2 separate regions of the Homo sapiens genome follow, and region 1 is linked to region 2. The links are chromatin loops, found by intact Hi-C in ENCODE. Cell type or tissue: heart right ventricle. All regions are shown on one strand. Each heading gives the region's core, and the rest is flanking DNA. Links, peaks and the distances in the headings are about the cores only. Region 1 has its middle 18 kb from the start of TBX4. Region 2 has its middle 56 kb from the start of NACA2.

Region 1 (9,568 bases), core at 779-8,778, 100 kb before region 2:
AACATCGTGTAATCTTTCCCTTCCCCCAGCCCCTGGTAACTATCATTCTCTTCTTTGTTTCTAAGAGTTTGACTATTTTAGGTTCCACACACAAGTGAGATCTTACAGATTTGTCTTTCTGTGTCTGGCCTATTTCACTTAGCATAATGTCCTTCAGGTCTATCCATGTTGTTGCAAATGACAAGATTTTATTTTCTTTTTTAAGGTGGGATAACATTTCATTGTATATGTATGCACCACATTTTCTTTATTCATTTTTTTCATTTTTTTATTTTTTATTTTTTTTAAGACTGAGTTTCATTCTATCACCCAGGCTGGAGTGCAGTGGTACAATCTCAGCTCACTGCAACCTCTGCCTCCCGAGTTCAAGTGATTCTCCTGCCTCAGCCTCCTGAGTAGCTAGGATTATAGGCGTCCACCACCATGCCCAGCTAATTTTTTATTTTTAGTAGAGATGGGATTTCACCATGTTGGCTAGGCTGGTCTCGAACTCCTGACTTTAAGTGATCCACTGGCCTCGGCCTCCCAAAGTGCTGGGATTACAGGAGTGAACCACCGCGCATGGCCTTATTCATTCATTGTTGATGGACATTTAGGTTATTTTCATATCGTTGCTATTTTGAATAATGCTGCAATGAAAATAGGAGTGCAAGTAACTTTTCAAGACCTTGATTTCAATTCCTCTGGACAAGCACCTAGAAGTGGGATTGCTGGATTATATGGTACTTCTATTTTAATTTTTTGAGAAACTTTCATACTATTTTCCATAATGGCCATACCAACTTATATCCCCACCAACAGTGTACATAAGCGTTCCCTTTTCTCCACACCCTCACCAACACTTTTTTTTTTTTAATACAAGTTGAGTGTCCCTTATCTGAAGGGATTTTTTTTTTTTTTTTTTTTTTTTTGAGATAGAGTCTCACTCTGTTGCCCAGGCTGGAGTGCAGTGGTACGATCTTGGCTCACTGCAAACTCCACCTCCCAGGTTCAAGCAATTATCTGCCTCAGCCTCCCAAGTAGCTGGGATTACAGGCACCCACCACCATGCCTGGCTAATTTTTGTATTTTTAGTAGAGACGGGGTTTCACCATGTTGGCCAGGCTAGTCTTGAACTCCTGACTTCGTGATCCACCTGCCCTGGCCTCCCAAAGCGCTGGGATTACAGGTGTGAGCCACCATGCCCGGCCGCGCATTTTGGATTTTTTTTAAAAGCTTGGAATATTTGCATATATGTAATGAGGTATCTTGGGAATGGAACCCAAGTCTAAACACACAATTCATTTATGTTTTATATATACCTTATACATATAGCCTGAAGGTAATTTTATACAATGTTTTAAATAATTTTGTGCATGAAACAAAGTTTGTGTACACTGAAACATCAGAAAGCAAAAGTGTCACGATCTCTGCCACCAATGTGGATAATCTGTGGTTGTTTGGCATCATCATCATGCCTGAATCTGAATGTATATGCTACTAATTAAACAATCATTTTTTTACATTTATTCACAGATAAGTACTTAACAGTAAAAAATATGACTTACCATTTTTTTTTTTGAGACAGGGTCTTGCTACTGTGTCGCCCAGGTTGAAAGGCAGTAGTGGGAACATGGCTCCATGCAGCCTTGACCTCGTGGGCTCAAGCAATCCTCCCGCCTCAGCCTCCCAAGTAGCTGAGATTACAGGCACACAACACCATGCCCTGCTAATTTTTTTAATTTATTTCTTATTTTTGTAGAGACAGAGTCTCAGCATGTTGCCCAGGCCTGTCTCGAACTCCTGGCTCAAGCGATCCTCCTGCTTTGGCCTCCCAAAGTTCTGGGATTAGAGGCATGAGCCGCCACACCCAGCCAACAACAGATTTTGTCTTAGAAGTGTCTTTTTGATTTTATAAATGAACACGATTTCTTGTTCTGTTGTGAATGTATGCTGCTTTAGTCCTTCAATAAGCCCATCACACATTTTCACCATGCCATCTATAGACATTTTTTCTGCAAAAAATGTTAACAATGTCATCTTCATTGCCACTATTATCATGATCACTTTGGTTTGGAGCCATGTGTCTATTTCATCATCAGCCAATGAGTAAACAACTGGAGCCTTATTATCAATGTCAAAAAGCCCTTTGCTATCTACTTCTTCTAACTTACTGGCAGACTCTGAAGGTATATTTTTTGCATATGAAAGAAAGCCATATATCATTTTGTTCTCACTTGACACCAGTTCTTTCTCACTTGATACACAATTCTCCAAAGTCACCACCTTGTTCATCATCATCACTGAACATAGTCAAAGGTCAGAGGTCGCACCAGGCATGCACAACTATGTCTTTAGTCACTGTGTTCTAAGCGCTGGCAACAGTATATGTGGCGTCCTTCATGTCACCTCCTTTTGAAAACCTTCTGCACTCATGCCTCTGTTCACTGCTGCTAGCATTCTGTTCAATAAAGTGATTTTACATCTACTCTTCATTGACCTAAGGATACCCTAGTCACATTGAATTAATGTAGTCACATCTGGGGGAAAGTACATGGCATAAACATTATTTTTTGTGAGAATTTCAGCTGGAGAATGAGCAGAACAGTAATCAAGGAATAACAAAGTCTTACATCATCACGCATTCCAGCTTCCCTGCAGTGAGTACTAGCCACTGGTACAAAATGTTTGTGAAACCAATCATAAAAGGTGTCCCTGATGATCTGTGCCTTTTTGTTAGCATAATAGTAGACTGGTAAGAGATCTCCTCCTTGATAACAGTGAGGATGCAAGCTCTTGCCAATCACAGCAAGTTTATACTTATAGATGCTTGCTACATTAACACATCCCAGCAGGGTTACTCTATCCTTGGCATCTTTTTTTTTTTTTTTTTTTTTTTAAGACGGAGTCTCGCTCTGTTGCCCAGGCTGGAGTGCAATGGCGCAATTCTGGTTCACTGCCAACCTCTGCCACCCAGCTTCCAGCGATTCTCGTGCCTCAGCCTCCCCAGTAGCATGCGCCACCACGTCCTACTTTTTTTTTTTTTTTTTTGTATTTTTAGTAGAGATGCAGTTTCACCATGTCGGCCAGGCTGTTCTCAAACTCCTGACCTCAGGTGATCTGCCTGCCTTGGCCTCCCAAAGCGCTGGGATTACAGGCATGAGCCACTGTGCCCGGCCTATCACTGGCATCCTTAATTCCTGTCTCATCAAGTGTAGTCGGTGTCTTTCTGGGGAAATAATGCCAAAACAGTGATATTTCATCAGCATTATAGACTAGTTCTGGTGTCAGATTTTTGTTAGTGATGACTCGGGCAAACTTGTCAATGAATTTCTCTGCTACTTCATGATCAGCAGATGCTTTATCACCACAAATCTTTAAAAATTTAATGCTGTCTTTTCCTAAATTTCTGAAACCAGCCTGTTGAACATTCATAGTTCCCTTCAATTTTCAGTTCACTGTGATAGATCTTTGCTTGTTTCATGATCAGCAACCAGTATTTACTGCAACACTTTTGAACCCATTCTTTCAATACATGATCGAGATCTTCATTATTAACTTTATGCACTGTTTTTCTTTTTGTTATTGTTGGTTTTTTTTTGTTTTGAGACAGTGTCTATGTCATCCAGGCTGGAATGCAGTAGCTTAATCTCAGCTCACTGCAACCTCCACCTCTCCAGCCCAGGCGATCCTACCACTTCAGCCTCCTGAGTAGCTGGGACTACAGACACGCGTTACCACACCCAGCTAATTTTTTGGTTTTTTGTTTCTTTGTTTTTCAGACAGAGTCTCGCTCTGTCGCCCGGGCTGGAGTGCGGTGGTGCAATCTTGGCTCAATGCAACTTTCACCTCCCAGGTTCAAGTGATTTGCGTGCCTCAGCCTCCCGAGTAGCTAGGATTATAGGCACATGCCACCACACCCAGCTTATTTTTGTGTTTTTAGTAGAGATGGGGTTTCACCATGTTGGCCAGGCTGGTCTCGAACTCCTGAGCTCTAGTGATCCACCCGCCTTGGCCTCCCAAACTGCTGGGATTACAGGAATGAGCCACCATGCCTGACTGATTTTTAAATTTTTTTTTGTAGAGATGGGGTTTTGCCATGTGGTCCAGGCTGGTCTTGAACTCCTGAGCTCTTGTAATCTGCCTGCCCTAGCCTCCCAAAGTGCTGGGATTGTAGGCATGAGCCACTGCACCCAGCCTGTTTTTCTATTTTTGTTTTTTTTTTTATTAACTTCTGTTCATTGCTTTCAGCATAGAACTTCAACAGTTTATCCTTCTGTTTCTTCAGGTCATATGTGGTGGTCATTCCAACACCATACTCTTCTGTAAGACATTTCATACTTACACTGCTGTCCAGCTTCTCCAATAGCTTGATTTTCTGTGCTATAGATAAACATAACTGTGTCCTCTTTTTCTCTCCTGTGTTGCCCACAGGAGTATCTGTAGGCCTTTCTGACATTTTCAATAATATCTTTACACCACAGAGCAGAGAATAAGCCAAAAGAAATACCACAGTAAGTAATGCACATAGGTATTGGCCCCATGTGGGGCATTGTGGAGAACCTGAAATTGGTGCATCTGGCCTCCACACCATTTTAAAAATGGGTTTTTAAATGGGTTATGCCATTTTATAACCCTTGGTGGATGTGCTTACATGCGAAAATCTGGACATGTACAGAAAAGACATGTCACAGCTGAAGGGGGATGGGGGTGGCTTCCCCATTGGGGATGCTGAATGAACTGTGTGTTGTGTGCCTGCATTTTCATTATGGCCAATCATATGAGGTTAGATGTAGAATTTTCCACTTGTGGTGACATGTTAATGCTCAAAAACTTTCAGGTTTTGAAGCATTTCAGGTTTTGGATTTTTAGAGTAGGGATGCTCAACTTGTAATGACCATCCTGACAGGTGTGAGATGATATCTCATTGTGGCTTTGTCTTGCATTTCTCTGATGATTAGTGAGCACCTTTTTTATATACCTGTTGGCCATTTATATGTCTTCTTTGGAAAAATGTCTATTCAGGTCCTTGGTCCATTTCTAATCGGGTTATTTGTGTTTTTATTGTTGTTGTTTTTGTTTTGCTATTGAGTTGTGTGAGTTCCTTATATATTTTGAGTATTAACCTTTTATCAGATATGTGGTTTGCAAATATATTCTTCCATCCCATAGGTTGCCTTTTCAGTTTGTTGATTGTTTCCTTTACTATGCAGAAGCTTTTTAGGTTGATGGAGTCCCACTTGGTTTGTTTTTGCTTTTGTTGCCTGTGCTTTTGGTGTCATATCCAAAAGTTTTAGCTATGCCCCATGTCAAGGAGCTTTTCTCTTATATTTTCTTCTAAGAGTTTTACATTTTCAGATCTTATGTTTAAGTCTTTAATGCATTTTGAGTTAATTTTTGTATATGGTTTAAGAGTGGGATCCAGTTTTATTCTTTTGCAGGTGGATATCCAGTTTTCCCTGCAACATTTATTGAAGAGTCTATCCTTTTCCCCCATTGTGTATTCTTGGTGTCCTTGTGAAAGATTAGTTGACTATAAATGCATGGGTGTATTTTTGGGCTTCCTATTGTGTTTTATTTGTCATTGTCTGTTTGTGTGCCTGTACCATATTTCTTTGATTACCATAGTTTTGTAATATAGTCTGAAATCAAAGAGTGTGATTCCTCCAGCTTTGTTCTTCTTTCTCAAAATTGCTTTGGCAATTTGGGGTCTTTGGTGGTTCCATATGAACTTTAGGATTGTTTTTTCTATTTCTGTGAAAAATGCCATTGGAATTTTATAGGAACTTCATTGAATCAGCAGACTGTTTTGGAGTATGGACAATTTAACAATATTAATTCTTCTAATCCATGTATATGGTATATCTTTTCATTTATTTGTATCTTCTTCAATTTTTTTCATCAATGTTTTCTAGTTTTCAGGGTACAGATCTTTCACCTCCTTGGTTAATTTATTCCTAAGTATTTTATTTTTTTGATGCTATTGTAAATGAGACCATTTTATTAATTTCTTCTCTGGGTAGTTTGTTGTTGGTGCATAGAAATGCAACTGTATTTTATATGTTGATTTTTTATCCTGCAACTTTAATGAAGATGTGTATTAGTTCTAACAGTATTTAGGGTTTTCTATATATAAGATCATATAATCTGCAAACATACAATTTAACATCTTTCTTTTTGAATTTCTTTTATCTATTCTTCTTGCCTAATTGCTTTGGCAAACACTTCCAGTACTATTTTGAATAGAAGTGGTGAGAGTGGGCACACTTGTGTTGTTCCTGTTCTTTCTTTTTATTATTATTATTATACTTTAAGTTTTAGGGTACATGTGCACAACGTGCTGTTCCTGTCCTTAAAGGAACAGTTTTCAGATTTTCTTTGTTGAATATGATGTTAGATGTGGGCTGTCATATATGACTTTTATTATGTTGAGGTACATTCCTCTATAACTCATTTGTTGAGAGTTTTTAATCATGAAAGGATATTGAATTTTGTCAGATGTTTTTTCTGCATATATTAAAATGATCATATATTTTTTATCCTTTGTTTGTTAATGTGGTGTACTTCACTTATTGTTTTGTATATGTCAAACTGTCCTTGCATCCCAGGGATAAATTCCACTTGATCATAGTGTATAATCCTTTTAATGTGCTATTGAATTCAGCTTGCTAGTATTTCATTGAATGCTGTTTGTTTATTGATTTTCTGTCTGGATATCTATCCAAGATTGAATGTAGCATATTGGAGTCTTCTATTACTATTATATTGCTGTCTGTTTGTCCTTTCAGTTCTATTGTTATTTGCTTTGTATATTTAGGTGTTCCAAAGTTGGGTGTATGTATACTCACAATTGTAATACCTTCTTAGTGAACTGACCCTTTTATCATTCATTATATGATGACCTTCTTTGACTATTGTGACAGGTTTTGACTTAAAGTCCTTTGTGCCTAATATAAGTATAGCTACCTCTGCTCTCTTTTGGCTTCCATTTGAGTGCAATAGCCTTTTCCACCCCTTTACTTTCAGCCTGTGTGTGTCTTAAAGCTAAAGTGAGTCTCCTGTAGGCAGCATATAGCAGGATCTTGTTTTTTAGTCATTCAGCTATTCTGTCTTTTGATTGGTGAAATTAAGTCATTTATATGTAAGGTAATTATTGATAGGTAAGGACTTACTATTGCCATCTAGTTGTTTTCTGTTTTGCAATTCATTTGCTCTTTTCTCTATTGTTGTCTTCCTTTGTGATTTAATAATTTTTTATAGTATTTTGTTTTGATTCCTTTCTCTTTGTATTTTGTGTATCTCCTACAGAATTTTTTCTTTGTGATTACCATGGGATTACAGAAAACATTCTATTGTTATAATAGACTATTTTAACCTGATAAAAACTTAACTTTGATCACATACAAAAACTTTAACTTCTTCTCCCCTACATTTAATATTATTAATATTACTGTTTACATTTTTATAATGTGCATTCATTAGTAAATTATTGCAGCTATAGTCATTTTTAATACTTTTGTCTTTAAACTTTTACACTGGTGGTAAAAGCAATTTACATACTACCATTACAGAATTAGACTATTCTGAATCTGACTATACATTTACCTTTGCTAGCAAGTTTTATACTTTCATATGTTTCTTATGTTTAGTGTCCTTTCATTCCTCCTCCTTCTTCTTCTTTTCCTTCTTCCTTCCTCCCTCTCCCTCTCCTTCTTCCTTCTCTCTTCTTCTTCTTCTTTCCAGTGCTGGCTGATATCCTTTCATTTCAACCTGAAGAACTTTCTTTAGTACTTCTTGTAAGTAGTAATGAACTCCCTCAGCTGGAAAAGTATCTCTCCTTCCTTTCTTAAAAATAGATTTCCTATGTAGAATATTCTTGGTTAGCAGTTGTTTTTGTTGTTTCAGCACTTTGAATGTGCTAGAACATCAACTCATAATGCAAATGTTGTTTTGTTTCATGTTGTCCCATAAGTTACACAGGCCTTTTTCATCCTTTCTTCTTATTGTTGCTCTGATTGGATAATTTCAAATGATCTGTCTTTGAGTCCACTGCTTCTTTCTTCTGCTTGAGTCCCCTGTTGAAGCTCTCTATTGAATTTTTCAGTTCATTCATCATATTCTACAGCTCCAGAATTTCTGTTTAGTTCTTTTTTATGATTTCTATCTTTTGGTTGAATTTCTCATTTTGTTCTTGTATTGTTCTCCTGATTTTGTTTAGTTGTCTGTGTTCTCCTGTACCTCAGTGAGCTTAAGTCACTTATTTTGAATTATTTATCAGGCAATTCATAGGTCTCAATTTCTTTGGGATCAGCCACAGGAGCTTTATTTTGTTCCTTTGGTGGTGTCATGTTTTCTTAATTCTTCTTGTTCCTTGAAGTGTTGCATTTCTGTCTTTGAAAAAGCAGTCTCCTCTTCCAGTCTCTACTAACTGGCTTTGGAAGAGAAAGACATTCACCAGACAATCAAGAGTTTGACGTCTTTCAGGCCTTTTCTATGGATTCACCTGCCCCACTCTCTTGTTCCCCCTTGTGGGGGTAAGGCTTAGGATTGTGTGCCTACTCTCAATCCTGTAAAGTCAGGCCAGGTGTGGAGGGCCTCCTCTTAATTTTCTCCAGGAAAGTGCCTTGAAGTGTTCAAGATTGTGCACCTTCTCTCAACCCTGCAAAGTTGAGATAGCTGCTGATATCTATGTGCTGTCTGTGGGGATTTGCATGTGTCCTCTGTGGTGGCTTGCACTCACTATCTGTGGAGGCTCAGGTGCTCTGTCTCAGGAACGCATAAATGCCATCTGAGGACTTTTGCATGTGCCATTTCAGGGGCACATGCAGAGTGCTGAGGGTGTGAGTCATCCAATTGAAGGTGTTGAAGATGAGGCATCCTACAGGGTTTTCATGGTTTTCAGACTCCTGGTGGAGTCTCAAACCAATTAATAGGGTCTACAGCTGGTTTTTGAGACTTTGTGGTTGCTCCTACCTCCCCCAAGACTTTTAGCTGTGTGATCTTCTGTGATCTGGGTGGGGTGAGGCAGAAGTGAGCCTCTTGGGTAACAACCTGTGAGGCTGGGGAAGCTGGACACTCACTTCACTCTCACTATCCCCCATCGAAGAAACTGTGGACTTGGGCACTGAGCCATGCTGCCTTGGGAGTAGGGTGATGTGGGTTAAGTGAAACTGTTCTTCCTCTTTTTCTTTTTTTTAGGTGGAGTCTCGCTCTTGTTGCCCAGGCTGGAGTGCAGTGCTGCAGTCTCAGCTCACTGCAACCTCCGCCTCCTGGGTTCAGGTGATTCTCTTGCCTCAACCTCTGGAGTAGCTGGGACTACAGGCACCTGCCACCATGACCAGGTAATTTTTTTTTTTTTTTTTTTGGCAGAGTCTCACTCTGTCACCCAGGCTGGAGTGCAGTGGTGTGATCTCGGCTCACTGCAACCTCCGCCTCCCAGGTTCAAGCTATTCTCCTGCCTCAGCCTCTCAGGTAGCTGGGATTACAGGGGTGTGCCACCACGCCCGGCTAATTTTTTGTATTTTTAGTAGAGACGGGGTTTCACCATGTTGGCCAGGCTGGTCTCAAACTCCTGACCTCAGGTGATCCG
Region 2 (9,568 bases), core at 1,127-9,126:
TGCCCGCCACCACACCCGACTAATTTTTTGTATTTTTAGTAGAGACAGGGTTTCACTGTGTTAGCCAGGATGGTCTCGATCTCCTGACCTCGTGATCTGCCCGCTTCGGCCTCCCAAAGTGCTGAGATTACAAGCGTGAGCCACCACGCCCGGCCTTTTTTTTTTTTTTTTGCAGAGACAGGAGTTTCACTATATTTCCCAGGCTGGTCTCGAACTCCTGGGCTCAAGTGATCCTCCTGCCTTGGCCTCCCCAAGTGCTGGGATTACAGGTGTGAGCCACTGCACCTGGCAAAAAAAATCTAACATTTTGACGCTTGATACTGTAAAGTTATAATGCTTAAGACACAAAAATCATAAACTAAAAAGGAAAAGATTGGTGAATTTGACTATTTTGGAAGTTAAAACTTAAGTTTATCAAATGACCTACCATAGAAAAAATGAAAGACAAGACACAGGCTAGAAAAAGATATTTGAAATCTAGAGAACCCACAAAGGATAAGTGCCCAGGATACACAAAGAATTTCTACAAATCTTTATGAAAAAGACAAATAATCCCTCAAAAAGGGATGAAAGATAGAAAATTATATTTCACAGAAGCTGAAATATGCATGGGTGGTAAATAAATAGATATTAAACCTCACTAAATAGGCAGAGAAATGAGATATTTCACATCCATCAGATTAACAAAAATTAAAAAGTCTTTTAATGCTAAGTGTTGGGAAGATAATGAAACAGACCCTGCTGGTGGGAATGTCATTTGACTCAATGATTTTGGAAAATAAATTGATAATAAATAGAAGAAGCGATTATGCATTCATGCCACGACTCACCAGTTCCAGTTTGCGGATATGTTCTAGAGAAGTTCTCGTTCATGTGCACAAAAAAGATATGCACAAGAATGTTCACACTAGCAACGTTAATAATCGTAAAAAATAATAGGTAGGCTAAATGTCCGTTCACAGGAAATTCAAAAGTAGATGGTGGTATAACCATGCAATACAAGAACATAGAGGAGTGAAAATTAGTGAGAGCTCCAGGTATCTATGTGGATTGCTGTAAGACACAAAATGTTGACAGAAAAAAAGCAATTTTCATAGGCATACACACAGATTACGTTTCTATAAGGTGTTTAAAAATGGATATTAATACTATATATTGTTTAAAGATACAATACATATATAGTAAAATATACAAAAGTGCCTGGAAATGATAAAATGCTAGATTCCCTCATCTAGCGGATTGGAAGGAGGCTACAGCTAGGGAAGGCGACACACAGAGAGCTTCAATTTTATTGCTAATGTTTAATTTCTTAAGTTAGGCTGTGGGTAGAGAGGTGTTTGCCACACTATTTTTTACACATTTTTTATGACATAATGTTTTTTAAACCCAAGGGCAAATGTCTGAAAAATATTTTTTTAGGCGTCTCAAGGATATATATCTTCTCTGGGCAGCCAAACCTTTTTCTTCTATTGTTTTTTAATCAGAATATTGATTTTTTTCATCAGTTGGATTACTTTAAGGCATAGTTTCAGACAAAATAACACAAAAACTCATTCTCACCAGTTAAGTTTCACAGTATCTGCCTTCTGGATTAAAATAATGCAGTGCAGAATTTAGCTTATGTCACGTGGGGTCAAGGGAAGAAAAAAGAAATAACCATATCTGGAAAATAGCATGGAGAAACAGGCCCTGTATGCCCACAGTTTATTTGTTCAGTCTTGTAGCAAGGAGTAAGGGAAACATGAAAATACCTTGGTCATAAATTGTCATGTAAAAGACAAAGAGAAACTCTGGAATATTATGAAACTATAAATTACTTCTGCTGAAAGCGTAGAATTTGCAGTATCCCCTTAACCGAGGTTTCACCTCCCCACTTTTGACAGAATAACTCCTGTTCTTTGGAGAAAAACACATGAAATAAATGTAAAACCCGAGAGGGAAATCATCTAATATGTACACCACCTGCCTAATAAAATAAGAATAAATTTGGTTTTTTGGCTAAGTAGATTTGCTTATGTTTTAACTTAGTTAGAGGCACACGCCATCAAAATTACATATTTATTTTCATTTCAAAAGCACAACACAAAGGGACAAAAAACAATTTTATAATGTTTAAGTGGTTTTGCTTTCAAAAACAGACATCCTATGATAGAATTTCTATTTACAAAATAAGACCCAATCAGTTCTTAGGTTAGCATACAATCAAGTCTATTTATTAATTGTGCTAATGAGATCCTGAAACACCACAGTTTGGCCTCCAGCTCGGCCCTGGGATCTCAGACCTGTGGTGCTGAGTTACAGGAGTACACAGATCCGTTTACCCCAGAGATTGCCAGCACTTTAGTCACCAAGCTAATGGCAGCAGGTACCAAACAATGACCTCTCAAAAATAAACATATCTGCTCTTTTAAAACTCTTTCTCCCAAATCCTAGAAGGCAGCAGGCCTCATGAAGAGCTACCTGCAAAATCCTTCCTTTGAAGAAATACACAAATGAGTCAATCCCCCGTTGAGGGATTTGCTAAAAACAAAGGTCCAGGAAGCCACATAAAAATGATTTGTGAGGCTCCTTGACGCCTGACATTTTTTTTTAAAACGCTTTCTATGCTCCATTTCAAAAAACAATGCATCTGCAGGCAACTTGACTGCTATTTAAGGCGAAATGCTGGTCTCAGATGTATATTTGAGGCATCTATTCAATCTGGAGTTTACTATAGCCAAGGCCTAAACCATAAAAATGGAGTTGGTAATGAAAACACGGAGAACTTTAACTAGAGTCAGTGCCAGATTGCCATTCTGTCTCTTCCAGCACCTTCTACTTACGAGAAGTTACTGCCAAATGGAGCACTGGCAAGTTGCAGAGTGAGTCCCCCTTCCTATGGGCTGATGTGACTCTCACCCTAATGGGACGTGGTAGTGCCTGGGAGCTGCTGGTTGGTGCAGTTGTGCTGGGAAGATATGAAGCTAGAATTTCAGAGGCCCACTCTGCGGGTATCGCTTTGGCTCTATTCCATGTGTTATATTGAATGGTAGAAGCAGACATGTATTTTTCAATAGTCTGTATTCCATACAGAAGAAAGAATGGCCAGTGTTAGTCCAGTACTATATTTTGATTATGGGGAAGAAAAATTACAAGAAACTTAATTCAACAAGCATTCACTATGAATAATAATAACTATGATCTTTGAGGGCTTACAACTTAGCCTTCTGCCAAGGACTTTTCAGACATTGAATTGTGTAATCCTCTTAATATTCCTAAAGATATGACTACTATCCTTGTTTTATAAATGAGGAAACTGAGGCCCTGAGAGATTTAGTAATCTGATTCAGGTCACACTTTTCCTAAGTGGCAGATCTGGGACTTGAGTCCACATCTAGTCAAACAATAAAGCCCTTTTCAATACACTGTAACGCTTTTTTGGAGTTATCTTGTATGTGAACTACTAAAGATGCTGTGAAATCAAAACATTTGGGTATGTTAAAACGCATTATGTCTCCCTGAATGATGTACTATATAGTGGTAGGTACCAGAACTCCATTTTGTAGTGGGAATGCTAAAATATGAAAAGGTTATTTAGTGTAATATAGCACTTTAAGGAAGATCCGTTGTCTTGACCTGACCCTTTAGACTATACTGCCGTAAGAAAGTTATAAAACATTCAGTATCTGACTCCTCTTCTTCTACTACCATGTTTGATCTGACAGTAAAAGTTTACAAAACCCCCTTCGTCCCAGACAATGTTAAATAATGGAAGGGGAAAATTCCTATTTTTCCCCCAAAGTTATTCACAGATAAGTTGGCTAAAAATTCAAAAAATGTATGAGCTCTTTTTGGAATTAATTCATTGAAAAGAACCATTACAGTATCTATATCCCTTCCCATCTGGAATTTATTTTTTAAGACGCTCGTTGCTTCTCACAGGTTCAATGTTACCCATTTCACACCATTTAACTATTGAAAGCACTTGAAATTCCGGACCATAGGAGCAGAACCAGGGTCTTTCCTCGTGATGCAACTAATGTGTCAGACTTGTAAAATAGCTCTTAGTGGCGGGCCTCCATTTAGAGAAAGACGGAAACTAGCTTTAAATACTTAGAGCTTTAATATCTAGTCCATTACACTAAAGCAGGGTCTTGTAAAGAGTCAATTATGGGATACTTCTGATTTGATCCACATGCAAGGGAAATCCGCTTCTTTGCCTTTAAATCCCCGTTGTAAGTGTCTTGTTTAAATAATTAGTGACACTTTTTCTTTGATCAAATTGATTCATATTGTTATTCTTCTATGTTAATTTAAAACTTAATCCACATAAAACTCTAAAGCAGATTTTAATCTTGAATAAAGAAAGCTTTCTCCCAAAGAATGGAGTTTTCCAGAAAACATTTTAATTTTTAAAACATCATTAGTTGATTGAAAATAAATTTATTTTTCTGTAAGGAAATATGAGAGTCTATCACAAGCCAAAATCGTACTGTTATTTTTGGTATGTAGCGTGATGCTTTTCAGACACACACACAAAATATAAACTATATGCTTAATAGCATGACTAAGCAACTAAGCAACTGAGACCTCTAAAGACAATCAAATGTAATCTCAGTTTATGGTTTGGGGGCTAAAAAGTTTACATATATTTGAAACATTTGTCAAAGGGTTAATATCCCTCATTTAAACTTTATTTAGAATCTAAGAATTGATAAATAGAAATAAAAGCAAAATGCCAGGTTTTACTTATCAAATTCAAACTTTAAAAAATCATAATATCTAATATTGGTCAGGGCACTGGGAAACTGGCACTCTCATGCACTGCCAGTGGGTATTAGATACTAGTTCTCCGAAGGGCTTTTGGAAAGATATATCAAAAGCCTAGAAAATGCACATTACCTCTGATCCAGCAATAACAATTCCAGCAATTTAGGAGTCTAGTCTCAGGAAACAATCATAGTAAGAATTTAGTTATGGAGATATTTCAACACTGATTCTAACAGTGAAATATTGGGAAAAAACTAAAAGTACCTCAACAAGGGATTGGTTATATACACTGTACTTACACTCACAATTATATCCCTCGAACCTATTGAACAAATGAAATATCTATATCCCTTTTAAAAGGATGGTGTACACAAATATTCTGTTATGTATATTTGAAATACATGGTCAATGAGTTAATATCCCTAATTCAAACTTTACTCATAATCAAATGTGCTAGGGAAAATGGTCATAATATATAATACTTTTTTTTTTTTTTTTTTTTGAGACAGAGTCTTGCTCTGTCGCCCAGGCTGGAGTGCAGTGGCACAATCTCGGCTCACTGCAAGCTCAGCCTCCTGGGTTCACGCCATTCTCCTGCCTCAGCCTCCCGAGTAGCTGGGACTACAGGCACCCGCCACCATGCCCGGCTAATTTTTTGTATTTTTAGTAGAGACAGGGTTTCACTGTGTTAGCCGGGATGGTCTGGGTCTCCTGACCTCGTGATCTGCCCACCTCGGCCTCCCAAAGTACTGGGATTACAGGCATGAGCCACTGCGCCTGGCCTATTTTTATTTTTTTAAATTTTATTTATTTATTTATTTATTTATTTTTGAGATGGAGTCTTGCTTTGCCACCCAGGTAGTGGTGCGATCATGGCTCACTGCAACCTCTTCCTCCCAGGTTCAAGCGATTCTCCTGCCTCAGCCTCCCGAGTAGCTGGGATTACAGGTGCCCGCCACCATGCCCAGCTAATTTTTGCATTTTAAGTAGAGATGGGGTTTCACCATGTTGGCCAGGCTGGTCTTGAACTCATGACCTCAAGTGATCCACCCACCTCTGCCTCCCAAAGTGCTGGGATATTACACGCATGAGCCACCGCTCCTGGCCACTATTTTTATTTTTAAAATGCAAAGATGTGGAGAAAAATTGGTAGGCTATACAGATACTCCTCGATTTATGAACATCATAGCTTAGCCTTATCCTACCTTAAACATGCTCAGAACATTGACATTAGCCTATTGTTGGGCAAAATCATCTAATACAAAGCCTATGTTCTAATAAAGTGCTGAATATCTCATGCAATTTACTGAATACAGTACTGAAAGTGAAAGCTAGAGTGGGTGTGTTGGTTGTTCACTTTCCCTGCCGCTGCCCAGCATCACGAGAGAGTATCATACTACATATCCCTATCCTGGGGAGAGGTCCAAATTCAAAATTCGAACTATGGTTTCTACTGAATGGGTATTACTTTTGCACCATCGTAAAGGTGAAATATCAAAAGTCCAGCTGTTATAAGTCAGGGACCATCTGTACATCAAAATGCTAATAGTGGCTATTTCTGGGTTACAGGCTAATGTTTATTTTCATATTTTCATCTCTGAATTTTCTAAATTTTCTAAAATAAACATGTATTGCTTTCATAATAAGGGTATAATTTCAAACACTTGTGCAATTTTGAATTATTTATACAAGAAATATATTCCCCAAGTTTTAAAAAATATCTAAGTAGGGAGCATAAATATTGAAAGTACTTCCTTCCTATCTCTATTCCCAATTCCACACCCTTTCCAAGATGTGACTACTATTAATAGTTTGGTTTATCCTTTCTGATAATTTTTCTATATATCTTGTATATATACGTACACGTAAATATATTTCAATTTTGATTTTAAAATGTTGTTCATAAATAGGATTATATTCTGTGAATCCATAGAATCTTAGTCTACATAGTCAGCTCCATGAATATTTACATTATTTATCTTTTTTTTTGCTATTATAAACAATGCTGGAGTAAACATCTTCATATGTATGTCAGTGTATACAGGTGTAAGTATTTATCTAGGATAAAACCCAAGAAACTTAAGTAACAGGTTGATGAGAGTGGGCATTTCAAATTGCCTTTCAAAAAGTCTTTTAACATCCCCTGCCTGCATGGCACATTTATTATAATTGATGAGCCCACACTGACACATCATTACGCCTAGAGTCCATAGTTTACATTAGTGTTCACTCCTGGTATTGTGCGTTCTATGCATCTGGACAAACATAAGGACATGTATCCACCATTATAGTACCATACAGAGTAGTTTCCCTGCCCTCAAATTCCCCTGTTCTCTACCTATTTGTTCCCCCGTCCCCCTCAACTCCTGGCAACCACTTATCGATTTACTCTCTCCGTAGTTTTGCCTTTTCTGGAATGTCGTATGATTAAAATCAATACAAGCATACTTCTTTTAGTTACACTTCACCGATATTGCGTTTTTTAGAAATTGAAGGTTTGTGGCAACCCTGCATCATAAAAGTCTGTCGGCACCATTTTTCCAACAGCGTGTGCTCGCTTTGTGTCTCTGGGTCACATTTTGGTAATTCTCACAATATTTCTAACTTCCGCATTATTATTATATGATAATAATAGTTATGGTGATCTGTGATCAGTGTTCTTTGATGTTACTATTGTAATTGTTTTGGGGCACCAAAACCATGTCCATTTAATACAGCAAATTTAATCAATAAATGTTGTATGTGTTCTGATTGCTCCACTGACCAGCCATTCCCCTGTCTCTCTCCTTCTCCTCAGGCAAAGGAAAATTTTTGAAGATAATTAAAAGTGCTACTCCTGAAAATGCATGAATAATAAGAAAGTGGGAGGCTGAGGCGGGTGGATCGCCTGAGGTCAAGAGTTCGAGACCAGCCTGGCTTTTTTGGCCAACGTGGTGAAACCCCATGTCTACTAAAAATACAAAAATTAGCTGGGCATGGTGGTGGGGGCCTGTAATCCCAGCTACTCAAGAGGCTGAGGCAGGAGAATTGCTTGAACCAGGGAGGCGGAGGTTGCAGTGAGCCGAGATCACGCCACTGCACTCCACCCTGGGTGACAGAGTGAGACTCCGTCTCAAAAAAAAAAAAAAAAAAAAAAAATTAAAAGAAAAAAGCAAAGCACCCTTATTGCCGATATGGAGAAAGTTTTAACGGTCTGGACAGAAGATCAAACCAGCCACAACATTCCCTTAAGCCAAAGCCTAATCCAGAGCAAAGCCCTAATTCTCTTTTATGAAGGCTGAGGGAGGTGAAGAAGCTGCACAAGAAAAGTTTGAAGCTGTAAGAGGTTGGTTCATGAAGTTTGAAGAGAGAAGTCTCTGTAACATAAAAGTGCAAGTGAAGCAGCAAGGGCTGATGTAGAAGCTACAGCAAGTTATCTGGCAGTCTAGCTGAGATCATTGATGAAAGTGGCTACAGTAAACAACAGATTTTCAATGTAGACAAAACAGCCTTCTATCAGAAGAAGATGCCACCTAAGACTTTCATGGCTAGAGAGGAGAAGTCAATGCCTGCACTACAGCTTCACAGGCTGACTCTCTTGTTATGAGCTAATGTTGCTGGTGATTTTTTTTTCTTTTTTTTTTTCAGACGGAGTCTCGCTCTGTCGCCCTGGCTGGAGTGCAATGGCACAATTGGCTCACTGCAACCTCTGCCTCCGGGTTCAAGCCATTCTCCTGCTTCAGCCTCCTGAGTAGCTGGGATTACAGGTGCCCGCCACTATGCCTGGCTAATTTTTGTATTTTTAGTAGAGACAGGGTTTCATGATGTTAGTCAGGCTGGTCTCGAACTCCTGACCTCAGATGATCCACCCACCTCGGCCTCCCAAAGTGCTGGGATTACAGGCGTGAGCCACCGCGCCCTGCCCGCTGGTGATTTTAAATTGAGGCCAATGCTCATTTACCATTCTGGAAATCCTAGGGCCCTTAAGAACTGTGCTTAATCGACTCTGCCTGTGTACTACAGATGGAATAATAAAGCGCACATCTATTTACAACATTGTTTAGTGAATTTTTTTTTTTTTTTGAGACAGAATTTCGTTCTTGTTGCCCAGGCTGCAGTACAGTGGCACCATCTCGGCTCACTGCAACCTCCGCCTCCCGGGTTCAAGCAATTCTCCTGCCTCAGCCTCCCGAGCTGGGATTACAGGCATGTGCCACCACGCCTGGCTAATTTTGCATTTTTAGTAGGGATAGGGTTTCGCCATGTTGGCCAAGCTGGCCTCAAACTCCTGACCTCAGGTGATCCACCCGCCTTGGCCTCCCAAAGTGCTGGGATTACAGGCATGCGCCACTGTGCCTGGCAGAATTTTTTTTTTAAATAATTTCAACTTTTATTGTAGATTTGGGGGTACATACATGTGCAGGTTTGTTACATGGGTATATTGCATAACACAGGTTTGGGGTATGAATGATCCCATCACCCAGGTAGTGAGCATAGTACCCAATAGGTAGTTTTTCAGCCCTTTCGTCTCAACTCTCTCCCCCACCAGTAGTGTCCAGCGTCTATTGTTCCCATCTTTATATCCATGTGGACCCAGTGTTTAGCCCCCACTTATAAATGAGAACATGTGGTGGTATTTGGTTTTCTGTTCCTGCATTAATTCACTTAGGATAATAGCCTCCAACTCCATCCATGTTGATGTAAAGGACCTGATTTCATTCTTTTTTATGGCTGCATAGTATTCCATGATGTATATGTACCACATTTTCTTTATCCAGTCCACTGTTAATGGGCACCTAGACTGATTCCACATCTTTGCTATTGTGAATAGGCTGTGATG

What was found. Peaks named below come from ENCODE experiments on the same cell type or tissue, not always from the same donor. Only the 100,000 strongest peaks of a DNase experiment are listed, where the experiment ranks them.
Region 1: a loop joins it to region 2, with 2.5 times the contacts of the local background. A loop is called at or near these places in 5 of 110 quality-filtered maps.

Annotation. Positions count from the first base shown.
Region 1 is chr17:61,429,466-61,439,033 of GRCh38, forward strand. No RefSeq gene overlaps it. Among named protein-coding and RNA genes, the nearest start is that of TBX4, 18 kb to the right of the region's middle. In heart right ventricle, for the core only: no CTCF peak of the experiment used is centred there; no DNase peak of the experiment used is centred there.
Region 2 is chr17:61,530,527-61,540,094 of GRCh38, forward strand. No RefSeq gene overlaps it. Among named protein-coding and RNA genes, the nearest start is that of NACA2, 56 kb to the right of the region's middle. In heart right ventricle, for the core only: no CTCF peak of the experiment used is centred there; no DNase peak of the experiment used is centred there; H3K27me3 peaks cover 446 bases.